2 separate regions of the Homo sapiens genome follow, and region 2 is linked to region 1. Evidence: read pairs that join two places in POLR2A ChIA-PET (ENCODE). Cell type or tissue: HepG2. All regions are shown on one strand. Each heading gives the region's core, and the rest is flanking DNA. Links, peaks and the distances in the headings are about the cores only. Region 1 holds the start of MIR6081 (microRNA 6081). Region 2 holds the start of AOPEP-AS1 (AOPEP antisense RNA 1).

The links. Peaks named below come from ENCODE experiments on the same cell type or tissue, not always from the same donor. Only the 100,000 strongest peaks of a DNase experiment are listed, where the experiment ranks them.
Region 2: POLR2A ChIA-PET joins it to region 1 with 5 read pairs; 2 of 35 experiments call an interaction of 5 or more read pairs at or near these places.

What each region holds. Positions count from the first base shown.
Region 1 is chr9:95,060,091-95,068,592 of GRCh38, reverse strand. AOPEP (aminopeptidase O (putative)) reads right to left here. Exons shown (of 17, transcript NM_001193329.3): 14 at 7,783-7,899. It overlaps MIR6081 (microRNA 6081), which reads right to left and starts at 3,243; the gene lies at 3,147-3,243. RefSeq lists an enhancer at 5,106-5,815. In HepG2, for the core only: no CTCF peak of the experiment used is centred there; a DNase peak (open chromatin) is centred at 3,872.
Region 2 is chr9:94,937,822-94,946,323 of GRCh38, reverse strand. All of the region lies in intron 7 of AOPEP (aminopeptidase O (putative)), which reads right to left. AOPEP-AS1 (AOPEP antisense RNA 1) reads left to right here and starts at 770. Exons shown (of 2, transcript NR_147614.1): 1 at 770-884. In HepG2, for the core only: no CTCF peak of the experiment used is centred there; a DNase peak (open chromatin) is centred at 4,703.

The DNA of each region.
Region 1 (8,502 bases), core at 1,773-6,772:
ATTTTTGCAAACTGTATTTGAGAAGGAACTCGTATCTAGACTATATAAAGAACTATTATAACTCAGTAATACAAAGACAAACCAATTTAAAAATGAGCAAAAGGTTTAACTAGCCCTTTCTCCAAAGAAGATATGCAAATGGTCAATATGCACATGAAAAGATGCTCAACACCATTAGTCAATACGTGAAAAAAAGGAATGACGACGACAGTGGGGTACCAAGTCACATCCAACAGGATGGCTAAAATAAAAAAGACGGACAACAAGTGCTGGTGGAGGCCGAACCCATACTCACTGCTAGAGAAAATGTAAGATGGTTTAGCCACAGCAGAAAACACACTGGCAGTTCCTCAAAAGGTTAAACAAGGGTTATAATCCAGCAATTCTACTCCTAGGAATATACCTAAGAGAAATGAAAGCATATGTCCACACAAAACCGTACACACATATGTTCCTAGCAGCATTATTCACAATAGTTAAAAGTGGAAACACCCTAACTGTCCATCAGCTGATGTGTGGATCAACAAATGCCATCCATCCATATGACTCAAAATATTTGGCAATAAAAAGGAATGAAGTAATGATATATGCTACAAAGAAGGATGATCCCCGAAAACATTATGCTAAGTCAAAAGAAGTCAGTCACAAAAGACCAAATATTATATATAATTCCATTTATGTGAAGGCCCAGAATAGGCAAATCTATAGAGACAGAAAAATGAGTGCTTGCCTAGGACTGGGGAGCTAGGGATGACAGCCAAAGGGTACTGGGTTTCTTTTGGGGATGACAAAATGTTCTACAAGTGATTGTGGTGATGGTTGTACAACTCTGTGAATATATTAAAAACTACTGAATTGTATACTTTAAAATGGGTGCACTTCATGGTATGTGAATTATAGCTCAAAAAAGTTACTAAAAACAGTTACCCCTCACCCTAAGAACCAAGTTGAGAAAGGCTGTTTCAGCGAAGGGTACTATTCTACACAGTCTACTCTCGAGAAAAACTACCTGGTGCCCTGAGAGCCGAGGCCATGAAGTCAGCTTTGCGCTGGCTGGTTCCCTCAGTGCCTGGGAACTTCCTGTGCCCAGCCTGGGCATTTGCTTCCACCCATGGATGGGCAAAACCAGGTGGTCTACAGAACACAGTTCCATGTGGTTCAAGGTTGCAGCAAAGCAATATGCAGAGACTGAACAGCCTAAAAATCATTTTTAGTGCCACCCCACAAAGTTTAGCCAATCTCTACTGTGTTTATGTTCTAAATATCATACCCTGCCATCCACACAAAATTCCACCATTACACGCAGAGCAGGCCTGGGAACGTGCTTCCGCAAGCTGACTCCGTGCGAGCGGCCTGAACACAAGGGGTAAAGCTCACATCCTATCTGTGCTGTGAGGTTCTCACAGCCTGAAGTCCAGACAGATCCACCTCTCACATCCTGGTGTGCCACAGTTCTAGAGAGCAAAGATGGTGTACATGAAAGCCACCAGAAGGCAGAAAAGCCACCTGGAAAGCTATGTTGAGAGCTGTGGCAGAGTGAGCCCTGTATTTCAGGGCATTTAAGGTATACTTTAAATGGGAATATGGCTAAGTTTACAATTGTAAAAAGAGACGGCAATGTTCAAAGAAAGTTGTGTGGTTTCTGGTGTGGATTTCAGAACAGAAATCCAATACAAAAGTATGTAAACTACTGACTGAGCTGTAAAGAACCCAGAAGCACCAATTAAAGTCCAATGCATTAATTCCACTCGAGAAGCCTTTGGACACACAATGAATATGAGATGCTGCTGGTTTCCTGGCTATACCGGAAGAAGAGCATCAGGGCACTGCTATTTAGACCCCAGAGAATGTGTAAATCTCCATCTCCATCTTTCTGAGAAAATCTATACAGACTGGAGAGCGCCCTATGGAGCAAACACAGAGGCCCTCACATCTTCAGAGGTCGGTAACAGTGGGCCCACTGCTGAACCCTGTGCAAACAGCAGACGGCAGGGACACTCTGCAACCAGTGGCTTTTCTAATAAAGTCTGGCTGAACCTGTAGCTAAAAGCCACCTATTAAATGCCCTCTCTCTTTAAACAGATAAATGCTAAGCTGACCATTTAAGAAAAATTAGCCAGATTATGCTGTCCATGGCTTGCTTCTTCTTTACTTTCATTTGCTATAAATTCACAGTAAACAAAACACAATCTTCAGGAACAACACAGGAAATTATTTATCTAAAAAAGAAAGTTCTTTGTGATTTTAGATCAGCTTTTTAAAAAAAAAATCCCTTTATCACAGTATAACAGGGGAGATGCTGTTGCAGGCTTTCCACAGGAAAGTTCCAGAGGCACTGAATTGAATAACAGAAAGAAAACCCTAAGAAGGATGTACTGAGAGACAGACCGTCCTGACTTTGAAAGAATGTTCTGAAACATCGATTAAATGTTTCATAAACCAAATAAGACAAAGAAAAAATGCACAAATAAAACCAGAGAACTCTATTCTTTCTCCTATCATAAAAAGCAGATGGTGTAAAAAGATATGTCTAAAGTAACTAAAGACAATTACCCCAATCCCTTTTTTCAATCTATACCCACCTTTTAAACTCTAGAAAAGGAATAATGCTCTGTCAAAGGGACAGCCATGACCCTCACAAGCATGGTCTCAGCTTTCTAAAAACCTGAAGTCACACTATTCACAGGCCATGTTCTAAAGTTCAGACTCATCGGTATCTGGCCTCTTGATCTGTAACCTAAGGTTGATGGCATCAATGGGCCAGTAAGCCAGACCCCTGTACCTGCAATCATACTGTGAGAAACGGCCTAATGCTGAGCTTCTGTGGGTTGCCAGGTGGAGGTGGCAAGTGTCAACTTGCCCTTTTGGGATCCCGGGGGGACCTGGTTCCTTGTATTTTACCCTATAAAAGCATTTCACTAATTGCACACACTACTCTGACACTCCACAATGGTGTTCTTTTTCATGTTCAATCTGAAAACCTGCCTTGTAGGGCTCTGTTCCACAATGGTGTCTCCTGACAATGCTGGATGATGACGTGGTGAGCCAGCTGGCTTAGTAATGAGGCCCTGGATTCGCCTGCACCAAGGGCAGCCAGCAGGAGAAGGGGAGGAGAGGAAAAGGGGGCCTGGGTGGGCCCCCTGGACATCACCAAGATGGTGCCGGCGCCTTGGCCGGCACTGCTCCTATTCATAAGCCTCGGTGTCCTACGGGGCAGAGGCCCTGGTGCCAGCACCGTGGTGGGAGAGGCAGAGCTGGGTGCTGCCCTCACACACCACGATGACAGGACCTGACGTCAGCATAGCCAGAGTTTCTGCCTTTATTACGCTTAGACTCTGGATCAAGGCAGACAAGAGGAAGGACTTCTAAGTTCAGCACACTACATATTAATAAATCTAAAGCATCGAGCATCCTGAAACAGCAACAGAGCCCAAAGAGATTATATCTAACCTTTCCTCTAAGCCACTCTGTAACAAAACAAAATAGAAATGTCTTACTTATTTGTAGCCAGAATACTATGAAAAAGCAACCAGGGAAGAAAAAGAAGCTCCAACAGCAGGGAAAAGACCCTCCTGAACATTTCACATCTCCAAGCCCTCCAAAGCAGAAGACGAAAGTCATCTCTAATGGAAAGAGTTCTAGCACTGAAAGGAACGAACAGAACCACAACTATGGATCAATTTTAGAATCTGGAGATGTAACAACCATCAAACCTTCATTCTTTGCCCCTTTGGTAAGTTCCTCTAGAGTTCTATTAATCATTAAGTGCTTGAGTCACAGAACTATGCTTTTGGCCCAAATGAAATTCATAAATGAGCATTAAAGCTGTCACATGATTGTGTTGCTGGACTCACAACTTCCACCTTTGGACTGCAAATAAATGCTATGGTGCTTTCTTCCCAAGTAAACAATGTATTAGTAACAGCATATTAAGATAAATACCAGCTTGTGGACCCGCCCCCTGACCAATGGCTTGTGTACGATGCATCAAAAGAGGTAGACGAGGCCAGGCGCGGTGGCTCACGCCTGTAATCCCAGCACTTTGGGAAGCCAAGGCAGGTGGATCATGAGGTCAGGAGTTCGAGAACAGCCTGGCCAAGATGGTGAAACCCCGTCTCTATTAAAATACAAAAAATTGGCTGGGCGTGGTGGTGGGCACCTGTAATCCAGCTACTCGGGAGGCTGAGGCAGAACTGCTTGAACCTGGGAGTTGGAGGTTGCAGTGAGCCAAGATCGTGCCACTGCACTCCAGCCTGGGAGACACAGCGAGACTCCGTCTCAAACATACAAACAAAAAAGAGGTAGAGGAGACCTAGACCCATTACACAGGGTCTGCAGGGCCTCTTCAGCTACTGCCCGTGCTACGGGACAGGCCTGTGACGCTGGTCGTTTTTTCCATTTCCAATCAACCTGGAGTTTCCTTTCTATCCTGGAAGGCAGCCGGATGAGTGCTGAAACAGGTATGCCCTTACAATCTGTTTCCTCACATTCACTTGCTCCTACTAGTTTAGTTTGCAATTCTACATGAAAGAGTGGAGCCTCCCAAGGTTACATTCTTTGGCACTTTGGGAGAGTATAGCTGTCTTAGGGTGGCCTCTAAATGTTGTTAGCAAGCTTTTTCTAGCTACTCCCCTCTGTGCTGACACCTTACTAAGTTGAGATTTTTTTTTTTTTTGAAACTGCCTTTTGTCAATTAGCTGTAGTCAGTCAGCAGGAAGAGCCGCTCACGTGCACACGAGCACCTGGGGCCAGGCATGAGGGCCAGACCCTGAAGGGAGACCTCCAGTGAAGCAGCACCCCGGAGAAGACACAGTCACAACACACGATACCCACACTTTCTTGCTCCAATCCAATCTCGGAGTCCTCTTCCTTTCAATCAACACTATTTCCCCCACACAGTGAAGGGAAGAACGGGTGCTACCAAATTCTCCCAGAAAACTAATGTTCTTATTAAGCATATCAACCAAACTCAAAGCAGGGCACGCTGCAGCATGGGCCTTTCGGATTCGTGGCCACCAGCAAAACAACACAGGGGGAGCCCATCCCCTGAGGCATGGCCCCAGTCTGAAAGCGCTCAGTGGAGTCTGCAGAGATCTGAAAGCGCTCAGTGGAGTCTGCGGAGATCTAAAAGCGCTCAGTGGAGTCTGCGGAGATCTGAAAGCGCTCAGTGGAGCCTGCAGAGATGCTGCTGCCTGAAGGTCAGTCATGGACTTCCTGGGGGAAAGAGGTCAGAAAGGCAAGGTCCAGGGATCCTCATCTCACTGCCATGGGTAGCTATTTTTACAGCTTAAGAGACCTGCTAAGGCAGGCAGGAAATGTGTTACTTAAAAAGGGATCTTAGATAACATGTTTTGTTCCCAGAGTTAGCTGTCAAATATATTTTTTAAACTTTTATGGCTATTTGAGAAATATACTCAAAAACTGCAGAAAGACAAGGTGCTTCTGTGGAACGGATTTCCCTTCGGCTCATTTTCCGTGCTGGCTGCAGTGGCCCAGCACCCGCCCATAGTCCTGAGGCCTGCTACATACAAGATGGCTGACTTTGAGGTCAGCTTCACTCTCCAGGCCAAGGAGCATCAAGGAGCGCAGCCTGTGCCCGCCCTGCAGAGGGGTGGCAAGGCAGGAGGTAGCCTGGGATGGTTTGCCTACTCCACCCATGCTCTCAACTCTGTCTGTCCTTGAGCACTTTTCCTTTCACATTCTGAACACGGGGGCATTGCCTCCATGAAGAGCATACACCTGGGTCTTCACATCACGTGATGCAGGCACATGGAGGGCAGGCAGGGTGTGCATAACCTGAGATAGTATTCAGAACCCTGGCCCCACAACCCCTCGACATTCAAGCCCTTGGCAAGCAGCCGCAGCAGACTCAGTGCTACACTCAGAAAATCAGACCAACAGATCAGATGCTCTGTGAACACAGCCCATACACAGAAGCACCACACATAGAAAGAATGGTTAATAGTAATCTCGTCCCTCCTTTCTTCCTTCTCTGTGTGGGTGGGCCTGTACCGGCCCATCCACATGAAAAGAGGGAGGGACAGACCGGGATGGCAGCCCAGGAGCTAAAGCAACCATGGAATAGGCTTCTCACTTGCAGCCGCTACATCCCGAACACGCTGCTCAGCCAACAAAACTCCTCAGTGCACTTTGCCATGAGGAGCAGGAACAGCTGGAGGCAGCAAGCTTACCCTTCTGGAAAGGCAGCTTTACATATGCATCTCGGTCACATGTAGAGCAAGGGAAGCCTTTCTGCGTTATCTCAAAAATATAGGGGCACAGAAGGTAAAGAAATCTGCCCCCACCAGGTCCCAAGCACCCCTGCGCTGTACTAGAGATCTGCCCCGTTAGCCTGGGCAGGTGTTTCTGAACCAGCCACCTAATTCAACACTGGCCTTAGCACCCACAGCCGTTCTTCTCAAAGGTTCTAAGAGGTTATATATAACAACTAAGTTGAGCTGCAAGAACAGGACATGTTTTATGCTAAACGGAAGGGGGCCACCTCATGGTTTCCGGACATCAAGTGACAGGTGCCCGGTGCCTGCTCTGATCCTCCCCTCTGGTCTGTCCATGCCCATCACAGGGTCCTGGAGGTTTGGTGGTACTCCACCCTGATTAAAACACAGCCTAATGACTATATATAGCAAAGTCTTTTAAACACTAATTAAAAATAACAGTCTGGCATTTGAGAACTCCTACATACAAAAATATAAGAGCTGAAATAAACAGCAACAGTTGTAAATTTGGTCTATGCTCAGGTGGGTAAAAAGCTACATGTCCCCTCTGGAGTTTTTCAATCACTGTTGAGTTTATGGGGCTTTAAAATGCCTAACAATGGCCATCTTACCTTTTGGTTAATAAGGAACGGGCTTTTCTCAATTACTCCATTTTAATGATTATAAAATTCATTACAATAATATTTAACCTAATATATCCCAAATATCACTAACACTATAATCAATTGGGACACATTAAGTTATTTTGTCTTTCTTCATTCCAGTGTCTTCACTATTCATTGTGCATTTTATACTTACAGCACATCTCAACTCAAAATAGCTGCATTTAAGTGTTTAACAGCCACACATGGCTAATGGCTGCTGTACTAGACTGCACAGTTTTAAAATGTTCAAAACCAAACTTACTTTCTGCATTTTGGGAGTCTTATATAAAAGAGGTTTTCTGTTTAAGCTCTTGTTTTTACTTAAGATGTCTGAATACATTATTTACTATTTTGTATTTTTTTAAAACCCTGGAATTTGTCTTAGGATTCACACTGCATTCCTCACAATAAGGTAGAAGATATTAAGGACTATATCACATTGCTTTCTCGCAAGCATCCAATTGCCTTTTCCAACTACAGCTGCTAGATTTAGTTTTCATTCCCTTTACACATGGCTCCTTTCCTGCCCTAACTGAATGCAACCAAGAAGCTCTGACACATCTGAGCCAAGTTTCCTTAATGTGCAACAGAATGGCACCACCGTCAGTGGGCACAATGACCCACCCAAGTTTACAACTCAAAAACATTCCACTCATTCCTTTAGGAGACTTATGTCCATCTTTATGATTTAAGAAGAGGGAAAAACTTAAGACCTCAAAATACTCTGATTAGAAGCATAAGCATAATCAGATTAAAGCACTTAGTTCTTCACTCATACAGCAAACACATGAGATTTTGCTAATAGAAATGGTGGTTTCAATAGTTTGGGACTGCAATGGGATCACCATTCTTCAACAACAGTGGGGACCTGCTGGTTAAACTCCGAGAGTGTTCCTGGTTACCTCTGCATCCTGATCCTGGAGGTGGTATGTCCTCTGGAGGCTTTGCAGAGTTCGGGGGCTCAGAGTCTTCTGCTCCAAGAGATGCTCCAGAAGCAAGACCAGCTGGTCTGGAAGAAGCTAAAGACAAAACCAAACAGCCTATGAAAATGCCATTCAGTTGATGAGAAACAACACCCAAATGTTCAGACTGAAGACCACATACCCAGGGTAACCTGGGTGCTTTCAGCATATATTGGCAACATGGAAAGACTGTTCGGCTGACTTTTGTAATTCCTCAGGGCCTACATTGTCTGTATTCCCAAAGACACTACATTCTGGGGTCTGCTTTGGCCCCGTTTTCCATGACTAATCATTTCAGTTCTATACTTAGAGCAGATCAAAACTGTGCTTATCTTAATAAAACATTATCGTGGTTTACTGGATCTCTTCCTTTACAGCACGCATACACCAGAAAATGTAATTTAGCCTAGACAAAGATTCAAGGAGCCATCCAATTACAGGCAAACACCTGGAAATTTCACAGAACTAAGATGCGGCATTCAGTCTTTTTACCACATAAGCTCTGCAAATATACCTGCTGCACACTGAGAAATAAAGAGCACATACTGAAAGAACTGTGTCTTCCCTCCATTACGAAAATCATACTTATAATCCATTAAAAAGCTCAAAAGGCTGTACACAACTATATGTGCAGCTATACACACAGACACACAAAGTTAC
Region 2 (8,502 bases), core at 1,986-6,985, 120 kb after region 1:
ATTTTAAGAGACTGTACAGCCCGGAATATATTTAAGCTAAAGCATGTGAAGGAAAACATTATTCATCCATTCAGTAGAGTCAAGAGGTTTGCTACATAGCTTTGGCCTTGCTAAATCAGCATCAAGTGTGGTTTTCATTTCAAAAAAACTAAACTAAATGAATTATTTAGAGGAAGCTTAACTGAATTGTATTAAATATATATTGCGAGATAGAATTAACTTTTTGAGTATAGGATCCAGGCAGTACAAGGCCTTGACTGTACTTTTCACAGTGTTCTGTTTGGGGCGGGGTAGAGCTGTGCAATGTGCTGAGACAGGTCTCCTCATAAGCTGGGTTCATCTATCAGGGTTAAGGTGATCATAGTGACTCAGCCATAACTCAGGCTGCTGGTGTGCCATACACATTCAGAACACAGGAATACAGAGAACCTGAAAATTACTGGAAGCAAAAGTAGAAAGAATAAAAATGGAAAACTTTTTCTGTATTGCATTAAAAAAAAAATCACGACTTCTTCTGGAAAGAGGCAAATGAGACAAACATTGGCTTCATTTTACAAGAGGAGGCTCGAAGCCCGTTTTGAACACCAACAGCATGTGCAGTGCTGTGTGCTGAGGTAATGGGAAGGATCGCCTCATCTGATGACTCAACGAGGAGCAGATGGCCCGTGGGAGCTGGAGAAGGACTTTTCCCTCCTCAGTGGAGGACAGCACGGCCCTAGGCATGGGGGCGGCAGCGGCAGGGGTGGAGGGCTTGCCTGGTTTTCAGCCCAGTACATACCAGGATGCACAAGAGGACGAGTCCTCAGCAGAGGAGCTCTCTTCTCAGCCTTGCCAGCAACAGTGTGCTCTTTGGGTCTTCTATTTCACATGCAGTGCATCTAACAGTAAGTGTGAGACCATTCACCATAGCATTGTTTATGAAAGCAAAAAACTAGAAATGACCATGATGACGCCCAATGGTTAACAAATGTTTGATGGTTAGTAACGGAACATTCATATCTGGGAATACTCACAGCAGTTAAAAAAAAACAAATAATTCACTGTGTTGATGACAGAACACTAGCCAGGATTCTATTATTAAGAGGACAATGGGAGGTATAGCATGGCATGGATAAAACACACAATCTTGTGTGTATACACTTGTGCTTGAGGGATGCTTTCTTGGGAGTGAATTATCATTCCACGGGGTTGTTATATCACAGACCCTATGGAGATGTCTTCCATCCATCCAACGCTGGAAATGGCCCCGTGGGTCTCATCCAAACCTCGGAGGTCACCAGTCGCCTCCTGCCCTAATTTCTTTTTCCATGTCTCCTCCAGATGATTGTTGATCAACCCCACCAGGCTACAGGGGTATTATGAGACAGTAGAGAACATTAAATGATTTCCATCAATCTCTCTCTTTTTTAAAAAATTGAGATGTAATTCACATATAGTGGTTTTTAGTGTACTCATAAGGTTGTGCAACCTTATGAGTTGCACATAAGTTGATGATGTGCAATAAACTTTAGAATGTAATCAACTTTAGAACATGTTAATCACCCTAAAAAGAAACCAAATACACACTGGCAGTCACTCCCCAATCTCCTTCCCACCTCCACCCAGGCCCTGACCATTAATCTACTTCTTACTTTGGGAGATCAAGGTGGGAGGATTGTTTGAGCCTGGTAGGTTAAGGCTGCAGTGAGCCATGATCGTGCCATGGCACTCCAGCCTCGGGGACAGAGTAAGACCCTGTCTCAAAATAAAAAAATAAAAATAAAAAATCTACTTTTTGTCTCTATGGATTTGCCTATTGTGGACAGTTCACATAAATCACATGATACAGTATGTGGCCTTTTGTGTCCAGCTTTTTCCGCTGAGCATAATGTTTTCAAGGTTCACCCTTGCTGCAGCAAGTATCAGTACTCCGTTCCTTTTTATGGCTGATTAATATTCCACTGTATGGATATAACACATTTTGATTATCCATTCATCTGTTGATGGACATTTGGGTTGTTTCCATTTTGGGCTATGATGAATAATACTGTTATGAACATTTGCATATGATTTCTTCATTTCTTTTGGTTATTTAGCTAGGAATGGAATTGCAGGGTTATATGGTCACTCTATGCTTAAGCTTTTGAGGAACCACCAGGCTGTTTTCCACAGCAGCTGCACCATTTTACCAACAGTGAACAAGGGTTCCAATTTTTCCAAGTCCTCACTGATTTTTATTATCTGTCTTTTTCATTGTAGCCATCCTAGTAGGTATGAAGTGGTATCTCACTGTGGTTTTGATTTGTATTTCCTGATAGCCAATAATGTTGAGTATCTTATGTGCTCATTGGCCATCTGCATATTTTCTTTGGAGAAATGTCAACTTAGATTGACCTGTTTTTTTTTTTTTTTTTTTTTTTTTTTTGAGATGGAGTCTCACTCTGTTGCCCAGGCTGGAGTGCAGTGGTACAATCTCAGCTCACTGCAACCTCTGCCCCTCGGGTTCAAGTGATTCTCCTGCCTCAGCCTCCCGAGTAGCTGGGATTACAGGTGCGTGCCACCACACCCTGCTAATTGTTTGTATGTTTAGCAGAGATGGGGTTTCACCATGTTGGCCAGGCTGGTCTTGAATTGCTGACCTCAAGTGATCTGCCCGCCTCAGCGTCCCAAAGTGCTGGGATTACAGGCATGAGCCACTGTGCCCAGCCAGATTGATCCTTTTTTTTTCTTTTTTCTTTTTTTTTTTTATTTGAGATGGAGTCCCACTCTGTCGCCTAGGCTGGAGTGCAGGGGCACGATCTCAGCTCACTGCAACCTCCATCTCCCAGATTCAAGCAATTCTCCTGCCTCAGCCTCCTGAGTAGCTGGGATTACAGGTGCATGTCACCACACCTGGATAATTTTTGTGTTTTCAGTAGAGACGGGGTTTCACCATGTTGGCCAGGCTGGTCTTGAACTCCTGACCTTAAGTGATCTGCCCACCTCAGCCTCCCAAAGTGCTGGGATTACAGGCGTGAGCCACCATGCCCGGTCCAGACTGACCATTTTTTAATTGGGTCATTTGTCTTTATTGTTGAGTTGTAAGTGTTCTTTATATATTCTGAATACAAGTCCCTTAACAGATATATGATTTGCAAATATTACCTCCCATTCTGTAGGTTGTCTTTTTATTTTCTTGATGGAGTCCTCTGTCGCACAAAAGTTTTTAATTTTGATGCAGTCCAATTTACTGATTCTTTTTCCCTTCAGTTGCTTATGCTTTCAGTGTCTAGTATGTAAGAAACTATTGCCTAATGCAAGATCATGAAGATTTACATCTACATTTTTTCTGTTTGTTGTATAATTTTAGCTTTTATATTTGGGTTTTTGATCCGTTTTGAATCAGTACCTTATTATCTTTGATGCTACTGTAAATGATTTTTTTTTTTTTTTTTTTTTTTGAGACAGACTCTCACTGTGTCCCCTAGGCTGGAGTGCAATGGCACAACCTCAACTCACTGCAACCTCTGCCTCCCGGGTTCAAGCGATGTAAATGAATTTTTCCTAATTTAACTTTCAGATTATTCTTAGCTAGTGTATGGAAATACAGCTAACTTTTGTATGTTGATCCTATATCTCGAAACTTTACTGAACTTGTTTATTAGCTCTAATTATTTTTTTGGAGGATTACTTAGGATTTACTCCACATAAGATTATGTCTACAAATGGAGACAGTTTTACTTCTTCCTTTCCAATCTGGATGCCTTGTAGTTCACTTTTTTGCCTAACTGCCCTGGCTATAACCTCCAGTACAATGTTGAATAGTACAGTCCCTGTTTCTTATTCCTTCTGTCCTCAACCATTGACTTGAAAGGGGCAAGAACTCCTGTAAAGCAGATTTGTAACATCTAGCAGGATGTTCTTCTTTCGTGTCTTTGTGGCAGGTCCAGCAGAATACCCATATAGTTTTTGTCATCCATTCTAGATCAAAACTGTTGGCCAAAACACAAACTAAATGGTAGGAAAAAGGGGCACAGGAAGTAAGCAAATACTCTGTGGAACAAAGTGAATTTGGCGTTACATGAGAAAGCACTCACTGGATGAGAGTTTTTCTGAATGGGAAACTAACGCTCATTAGCTGAACATGTAATGTACATAGTGATTCTTCCTACTGGCTGAGTGCATAAGATATCCTTAGGATGGGCAAAATAAGAGTGAATTATTATGGACTGGCATATGTACATGAATAATTTTGTACGAAATATTTTATAGTCAAATAGCATTATAATGAATCAGTGCTACACGGAGCAGCAATATGGAAGTATGCATGTATACTTACAAAATTTACTTTCCCAAGATTCACAAGAAAACAGTAGCAGTAATTATCTTTGGGTAAGGGACTACAGTGGTAGTAAATGGAATTTTATACTTTTCTAAACTGCTTGAATTTTCTTACTATGTGCTTTGAAAAAAATTAACCAAAGTTAACTAACCAGTGATTATGAAATGTCTTGCTTTTTCATGTTTTTCTATATAAAGAAAAAGGACCCTACTAGATGTTATTGCAAAAATGAAACACCAAGTACTGTAAATATGTAATTAGGGGTCTATGGAGAATTCTCTCCCCCTTAGAAAGACCTGAGTGCTGACTAACCAGGAAATGGTCTGGAAAAATAAAGAGGGAAGGTTATTTGAGTTCAATTATTCAGGACATGTCTGTCATCTTTGCTGTTTAAAAGAGCTGAGAGCTGAGGGTGTCCCTCTAACAGGAAACAAACTGAGTGGGCAGCTCAGGCTGGTGGAGCTGACCTTTGAAACAGGAAAGGGCAGAGTCCATTTCTGGCTAGCTGAGAGCTCTAAAGTTTTTCAGAAAATGCTGGCATAGGTATAGCATCCTCCCATCAAGAACAGGTAGAAACACTCTTCACAGGTCGCTTGTTAGTGTATGTGGTTCAAATAAAAACACTAGACAGACAGGAGTGGGTAGGGGAATCCCACGTGCCTGAGGGATAGAGGGGTGTAGGGCAGGAATTCTAAGACATACAGTTGAGACCTTAGGAGAGGCACAGGCCAATGATCAGGTAGGAACTCTCGGAAGCCATAAAGGCAAGAACTTTTTTCCACTCTGGACAGTGGTGAGATTTTGAACAGAGGCCAGAGGAGCTTTACAGAGAAGAGCCAGAGGGGACCCAAGGGTTGCCCTTCAGAGGGGCTGGACTAGATGTAGGTTCCAGAAGGGTAGTCTTAGAAGTGCTGCTCATTCAATTCTTACCTCTAGCGATTTGCTTGAGCATCTCTGTTGAACTTTCAGACTCTTTCCTTTTATGCCTGTGCTCTACATTTGTAACCAGGCATTCTTGCACTTTTTTTTTTAACATTCTCTTAATTAGTAAAATTAACTTGTTGAACATTCCAGCCAATTATACTTGTCAGGAAGGGAGGGAGGTGTTTCCATGTTCTGGTTGGTCAAGAGACAGGAGCAGATGCCTTGTGTGGTCCCCAGGGAAGGGTGGCAGCAGGGAAAGGGAAGGGCCCAGCTCCAGAGCCATGCGGACATGAGGGGACGAGCCAGGCTGAGGAAATCAGAATAAGCCAGGAGGGGCAGTGGGGGCTGTGTCCCTGTGCCCTCTGCCACTTGTTGGACAAACCTTTTCCAAGTGCCAGAGGACATAGATGATAGCATCAAACGTGTTAAGTATTTACCTGAACTGTAGGAAATTGCCAATATTCATTCTATTTTATTTTATTTTATTATTTATTTATTTATTTATTGAGATGGAGTCTCACTTTGCTGTCCAGGCTGGAGTGCAGTCTGAGCTCACTTCAGCCTCTGCCTCTCAGGTTCAAGAAATTCTCGTGCCTCAGCCTTCTGAGTAGCTAGGATTATAGGCATGCCACCATGCCAGGCTAATTTTTATATTTAGTGGAGATGGGGTTTCACCATGTTGGCCAGGCTGATCTCGAACTCCTGACCTCAAGTGATCTGCCCGCCTCGGCCTCTCAAAGTGCTGAGATTACAGGCATGAGCCACCGCACCTGGCCCTGACAATATTCATTTTAGATCCACCAAAACAGCAATTGCCTGTGATTCAACTTAACATACATGTTCTAAATGGATTGCATGTATTCATTGTATTTATTCCTCACATCCACCTATAAGGTAGAAACTATTGTGTTAATCATCCCTGTTTTACAGCTAAGGGGACTAAAGCTAAGTGTGGTTGAGTAACTCTCTCAAGGCCACACAGCAAATGTGTGTAAAGCTTGAGTATCCTTTATCCAAAATATTTGGAACCAGAAGTGTTTCAGACTTCCGATATTTTTGGATTTTGGAATATCTACATACAAATGAAATATCTTGGGGATGGGACCCAAGTCAAAATACAAATTTATTTATGTTTCATATATAGTTGGTCCTCCCAATCCTCAGGTTCTCCATGCTTGGATTCAATCAGCTGCAGATTCAACCAACCTCAGACTGAAAATATAGTACTCCAGGGATGTAGAACCCCCAGATACAAAGGACCAGCTTTCTGTTTCCTCAGTTCCACAAGGCTGACTATGCATCCTGAGATTTTGGTATGGGGGCAGTCCTGGAACCAATGCCCCGAGGATACTGAGTACCTTTTATACACATAGCCTGAAGGTAATTTTATACATTATTTTAAATAATTTTGTATATGAAACAAAGTTTTGACTGGGAGCCACCATCACATGAGATCAGGTATGAAATTTTCCATTAGTGGTCATGTTGTTGCCCAGGAAGTTTTGTTCAGATTTTCATATTAGAAATTCTGAACCTGTAGTAGAGTCAGAACTCATCCAGGCAGCCATTCTCATAAACCCCATCCTACCATCCTGGGTCAAGACCAAGGGCGGAGGAGCTCTGGAGTGAAGCTCAATCCATATCCTCAGATGATGCCTCCCTAACACGAGGCAGGATCAACCAGACCTTGGCCAAGGAGGAACATGGGCTGTTGTCTTTCCCTCTTTTCAAAGACTCACAAACTTCACAGAACCCCCGAATTTAACCTTTCTTTTAATGGGTCAATCCTTATATACAATGGGGATGGCTTTACATTGTATTATTAGAAGCCTTCTTTTTTTTTTTTTTTTCTGACACGAAGTCTCACTCTGTTACCAAGGCTGGAGTGCAGTGGCATGATCTCGGCTCACTGCAACCTCCACCTCCCAGGTTCAAGTGATTCTCCTGCCTCAGCCTCCCAAGTAGGTGGGACTACAGGCGCCTGCCACCATGCTCAGCTAATTTTTGTATTTTTAGTAGAGATGTGGTTTCACCATATTGGGCAGGCTGGTCTTGAACTCCTGACCTTGTGATCTGCCGGCCTCGGCCTCCCAAAGTGCTGGGATTACAGGTGTGAGCCACCGCGCCCGGCCTAGAAGCCTTCTTTCAATCCATTTTTGATAGCTGCAAATGAACAATTCAGTCAGATCTTTAGGCCAACCAAGGTCTTCCGAACTTATGCCTCTGTTCCTCACACAGCCACCTGATTCCATCTGTTCTCTAGACTCTTTCTCTTTGATCATATGTTATCCCAAACGCTGGGTAATCTTCCTAGAACTCTACTTTCATTATGTCATTCTTGGAACATAAAATACCTCACCATTACCCAGAGGATCACATACGAGTTCTTCAATTTGGCATCCGAGGAGCTCCATGACTTAGCCTAGCCTTGCCTGGCCCACCTTCAGTCTCACTGGTTCTTTTCGTGGCTGTCCTCTCCAGCAAGTCCATTCTCATGTTAATGTCCACATCCACAATCCATTCCTTTTTATGCCTACCAGGCTTTGCTCCTTGAATTCCTCTCCCTCTGCCTCTTCACCCATCTCAGTGGTATCCTTTCTTACTATCCCAGCTCAAGCCTCACATCCCCCTGTAGCCCTTTCTAACTAAATCTGTCAACAGTAAACTCTCAGTTCTTAGAACTCTGAGGATGTAGCCTAGGATTACCTATCTATCTTGGGACCAGTATTTCAGCTCTCCAAATAACATATAAAGAACCTCAGGGACAGACATCATGTCTATGAGATTCATTTTTTCAACACTCACGGAGCACCCTCTCAGTGCCAAGCACTGTGGTGCACTGAGAAACAAGACGTAATCCCTAGGGACAAAAGTCTGAGGGTCAGAAGCGAGATATGTATTTGGTTGGACCATATGAAATTGTTTTTGGCCGGGCGCGGTCGCTCACGCCTGTAATCCCAGCACTTTGGGAGGCCAAGGCAGGTGGATCACAAGGTCAGGAAATCGAGACCATTCTGGCTAACACAGTGAAATCCTGTCTCCACTAAAAATACAAAAAATTATCTGGGTGTGGTGGCATGTGCCTGTAGTCCCAGCTACTCGGGAGGCTGAGGCAGGAGAATCGCTTGAACCCAGGGAGGTGGAGGTTGCAGTGAGCCGAGACCACGCCACTGCACTCCAGCCTGGGTGACAGAGCGAGATTCCATCTCAAAAAAGAAAAAAGAAATTGTTCTTGTAGGGCAAAAATGGTCAAATATTGGCAATTTAATGTGGTAAAC